2 separate regions of the Homo sapiens genome follow, and region 2 is linked to region 1. Evidence: read pairs that join two places in POLR2A ChIA-PET (ENCODE). Cell type or tissue: GM12878. All regions are shown on one strand.

What was found. Peaks named below come from ENCODE experiments on the same cell type or tissue, not always from the same donor. Only the 100,000 strongest peaks of a DNase experiment are listed, where the experiment ranks them.
Region 2: POLR2A ChIA-PET joins it to region 1 with 6 read pairs; 2 of 35 experiments call an interaction of 5 or more read pairs at or near these places.

What each region holds. Positions count from the first base shown.
Region 1 is chr2:191,273,117-191,275,616 of GRCh38, forward strand. The region is part of intron 1 of MYO1B (myosin IB); the gene reads left to right. Among named protein-coding and RNA genes, the nearest start is that of MYO1B-AS1, 28 kb to the left of the region's middle. In GM12878, no CTCF peak of the experiment used is centred here; a DNase peak (open chromatin) is centred at 1,485.
Region 2 is chr2:190,197,835-190,200,334 of GRCh38, forward strand. It overlaps AKAP19 (A-kinase anchoring protein 19), which reads left to right. Exons shown (of 2, transcript NM_001042519.2): 2 at 1,863-2,500. The coding sequence starts at 2,027. The coding sequence ends at 2,314. It also overlaps a transcript of HIBCH not described here. Among named protein-coding and RNA genes, the nearest start is that of AKAP19, 18 kb to the left of the region's middle. In GM12878, no CTCF peak of the experiment used is centred here; no DNase peak of the experiment used is centred here.

The DNA of each region.
Region 1 (2,500 bases):
TTTTTCTCTTTTTTTCTTTTGAGACAGGGTCTCACTCTGTTGCCCAAGCTGGAGTGCAGTGGTGCAATCTCAGCTCACTGCAACCTCCACTTCCTGGGTTCAAGCAATTCTCCTGCCTCAACCTCCTCCTGAGTAGCTGGGATTACAGGGGTGTGCCACTACCGCCTGGCTAATTTTTGTATTTTTAGTAGAGACAGGGTTTCACCATGTTGGCCAGGCTGATCTCAAACTCCTGACCTCAAATGATCCACTTGCCTCGGCCTCCCAAAGTGTTGGGATTACAGGCGTGAGCCACCGCGCCTGGCCAATTCTAGGTAATTTTCTTGCCCTGTCCTCCTCCATGTGTCGTCTTCCTCTTCCTACCAACCCTCCTCATGAAAGTAGAGATGGCTGCAGTAGTTCCAAGTGTCACGTCTGCAAGTCACGCCATCCAGAGACAGAGAACCTTTGTCCTGGTATTTGAAGCCACAGTCTCAAGCTCAGTCACGTGTCCAGCCTTGAATCAGTTACACTGGCTAGAAGATGAGAATATGTTGATTGACTTAGCCTAGATCACATGTTCATTTTTGGTACCCAGAACAGCATGGATTCCTTGTGAGGGCTCTTGGAAGGGAGGAGGTAGATCTATAACAGTATGTGTCCAACAAAAAGTATCCCCAGTGCTCTACATACATTCTCATTTAATTCTCCCTAGAGCCCCATGCGAATTCTTCTAATGGTTTATGGAAATGTGGAGTTAGCAAGTGATTCTGAAACTTGTGCCCATGGTAAGCACATAGCTCCTTCAGAGAAAAAAACAAATGGATCCTTTTGGTGGAGCAAATACATGAACTAATTTCATTGACATGTCAAAGTGAACCAAACCAAGGCTAGAGATGGTGGTCACAATACCAGAAACCACCATAAGAAGATATGGAAATACCCCCACACCGTTTCCTTAGTGTCCTATTTTTACCTTGAGAATGAGGTAGGCTGTCACTGGATCTTCTCCCAGTGTCCCTAAATGCTAAAAAGATAAACAAAACAAAGCAAAACTGTTTGCATGATTCAATGACTCTTGGTGTCACCTTTTCACTGTGGCTTGCTTTATTGTATTTTGGTTTGCAAAATACAATATTCAGAGGTCTTCACTGTTTACCAGTTACCTGTAACTCAGCATTTCTTTTGCACTCTATTCCTCTTTGGATTAGAAAGTTGGGATGAGGTGTAAAAAATTAGATATAAATTCCACATTGGAAAAGATGGTGAAGCGGGTAATTACAGAGAAAGATTGGCTGCTTAATTATTGTTACCTGCAGGGAAGCTGTGTTGTCTTTCTGCAGCTGTTCCTATAAATAGACTATATACAGGAATCCACCCCAGGGCAGAGTTCCTCTTTGCTTAATTTAAATTGCTGGTTTGAGGTAGTTATTTTTGAAACCCTTCTCAGGTTGACTTCCCCCTTAATCCCTAAGCCTTCTTCCCTCATCTGCCAAATTATATGTAATGCATGGCAGCTAGAGTGCTTTTGGCATTACATGGAGCCTGAGAACTTGAACTTTGATTCAAATGTTAATTTATTGTGGACAAATTTATTGTGACAAATGGTCCTCTCCCTGTGCAAGTCCTTCTGTGGACTCTGGCTCTGGCTTCACCGTCTCTGTGGCTCCTGCTGCATTTCCATAGCATGGCACGTGCCTCCCACCCTCATCAGTTTTGTTCTGAAACAGAGCCCAGCCAACTTCAAAATATACAGAGCAGTTCTTTGGGCCGACGTTGTTGAGTTTTAGTGGTATCTGGGACTTTTCTTTCTTTCTTTTCTTTTTTTTTGAGACAGAGTCTCACTCTGTTGCCCAGGCTGGATTACAGTGGCGCAATCTCGGCTCACTGCAAGCTCTGCCTCCCAGGTTCAAGCAGTTCGCTGCCTCAGCCTCCTGAGTAGCTGGGATTACAGGCACTGCCACCATGCCCGGCTAATTTTTGTATTTTTAGTAGAGATGGGGTTTCACCATCTTGGCCAGGCTGGTCTTGAACTCCTGACCTCATGATCCACCTGCCTCAGCCTCCCAAAGTGCTGGGATTACAGGCATGAGCCACCGCACCTGGCCTATCTGGGACTTTTTGTTCCAGGTGTATTTGGCTTAAAATTATAAAAAACATACAGTAACAAAAAAGTTACTCTATTGTTTTTCTTTTTAGTGTTAAATACTTCCTTATTTTATTTATGGGAGAACCTCTCATAAATTCATCTTAGTCTCTCTTTTTTGGCTTTTCATAGCCAAAAACTTGTTTTAATAGGATCAGTAAAAAAGGATATGTTTGTGGGTTCATATAAATTGCTAGTAATTAATAATAATGAATTTCTTAATTACTAGCCCTTCCTAGTTCTCTTTAAACCAGACCAACTAAATGTAGTTTCTGCTGCTTCTACAAGACCTACTGGATGTTCTAGACTAGAAGTGGGGGACATTTGTTTAAGTTGCTGAGATTTCAGTAAGGACACCAACCTTTATAAGACATA
Region 2 (2,500 bases), 1.1 Mb before region 1:
TTAAAAAACAGAATATTCTGATGGTTCCACTGATGGTTCCACTCACAGCCTTTTATTTATCTGACACTCATTGAGTTCTCCAAGTAATTTTTTTCAGGTTAACCATGTCCAATTCCCTTAACCATCCCTCACAGTAAAAACTAGACACTATGAAAAATCATAACATGCTGATGATTAACAACCAAGACAGTCCCCATCTTCAGTTCAGGCTAGTAAACAAGACAGACACCACACATAACTTGTTTCCCTTTTAAAATTAACATCTCTGAAGTATGCAGCGTGAAGCAGGGCATACAGAACTAAAGGTAATTAAAAGCAGAAGACTGCCTTTCCTTTCTTACCCTCATATCACTCTTATTAGGGGTAGGAACAGATGTAGTATTATGAGAAACTGGGTAGAATTTATAGAATAATATATGGTGGTAGACCTGGCAAACATCACCTCCTCTGGACATCCTTAATTACAAACTATTAAAAAATGAATTAGATGCACGCAAGCTTTTGCCTTAAGATCAGTGGTTTCAGGCCAGGCACAGTGGCTCACGCCAGTAATCCAAGCACTTTGGGAGGCTGAGGTGGGCAGATCACTTGACCCCGGGAGTTCAAGACCAGCCTGGGCAAAATGGCAAAACCCTGTCTCTACAAAAACTTAGGTAGGCATGGTGACTTGTGCCTGCAGGCCAGCTACTCAGTGGGCTGAGGTGGAAGGATCACTTGAACCCAGGAGGTCCAGGCTACAGTGAGCCGTGATTGCATCCTTTACTCCAGACTGAGTTAACAGAGTAAGACCCTGTCTCAAAAAAAAAAAAAAAAAAAAAAAAGGTGTTTTCAGAAACAGATTTTATGAATTTTTAGAGCTATGTTTTTAGTCCCAAAACTAAGATACAATCAGGGACCATTAATCTCATTCATAGAGATTACCTGTGCTTCTTACACTCAGTCCTCTTTAAAATGAAGCTGTCTTGTATTGTTTTAGTTATCCTTAAGTCCCTTAAGAGGAGTTCATTCTGTGATAACACACACTTGGGAGGCTTAGAAGGCACATCACAAGCATTGTCATCTATTTATTGACCAAACATCAAACAAGGGTAGGAATGAGACATTTAGGAGGAAAAACCTTTAACCTTAATCTGAGCTTCTGTACAATTTCACAGGGAACAGTCAATAGGTGGCTTTGCTATATGTAACCTATATTGTTTAGACGTGGCACTAGAGTAAAGCCAACATTGTTTACTACTCTTTGAGTTGTAAATATGTGACCAGGGGATAAAGCCAGACTCTAACAGTAGTCCAAGATCTGTAGGTTCATGAGGTTTGGGGAGGAACAAAATTTTGATGTGCTTGTTTTGCTTGACAGTATAGATCAGGACTCAGCAAACATTTTTTGTAAAGGGTCAGATAGTACATATTTTAAGCTTTGTGGGCCACATGGTCTGTCACAGTTATTCAGTTCTGCTGTTGTAGTATGAACGCAGCCATGGACACATGTAAACACGTGAGCATGGCTGTACAAAAATAGGTAGCTGGAATTTGGCCCAATGGTTTGCTAGCCCTTGGTATAGATAAATCTAAGCTAGCAAAAATTGAATTGTTTTGGTATAGATAAATCTAAGCTAGCAAAAATTGAATTGTTTTCAGTTTTATAAAATATGCAAGATCTTGAAAAAAAGTTTTCCTATTTTGCAAGTTGCCATTTTTATTGAGTGATTATCTTTTTCTTCTACTGATAAGATAAAGCTGTTTGTTTTTACCTCAGATTTCTTCCATGTGACCAAAGTGATGAAAGGATTTTTACATGCCACTCAATCATACACTATTTTGCATTCTGTAACTTCAAAATGAAACCTACCTTCTCTTGACAGGTAAACACTACACGTGAAGAGTGGTGAAAGGGAACATTGATTACTGAAGTGCCCTGGAGAGGGAAAGCACTGGTCAACATCACATGGACAAATTTCATTGTTTTCTAAAGATGGCCTGGAAGTAGTCTTTGCCACTGCTTCCTCCACAAACAGCTCTTCATAACATGGGCTGCATGAAATCAAAGCAAACTTTCCCATTTCCTACCATATATGAAGGTGAGAAGCAGCATGAGAGTGAAGAACCCTTTATGCCAGAAGAGAGATGTCTACCTAGGATGGCTTCTCCAGTTAATGTCAAAGAGGAAGTGAAGGAACCTCCAGGGACCAATACTGTGATCTTGGAATATGCACACCGCCTGTCTCAGGATATCTTGTGTGATGCCTTGCAGCAATGGGCATGCAATAACATCAAGTACCATGACATTCCATACATTGAGAGTGAGGGGCCTTGAGGCTGTAGGATGACAACACTTTGACTGTGGAGGTGCTAGTTTGAATAAATGTGACAAAAGCAAAAACTGGTGTGAAAAAGTACAAATAACTATCTGGATTTAAAAATGTGTCTACGATAATGTCACTATTATAAGAACAACTAGGATGAAATGCATTTTAAGTACTTCTATGTTAACAGCAATTTC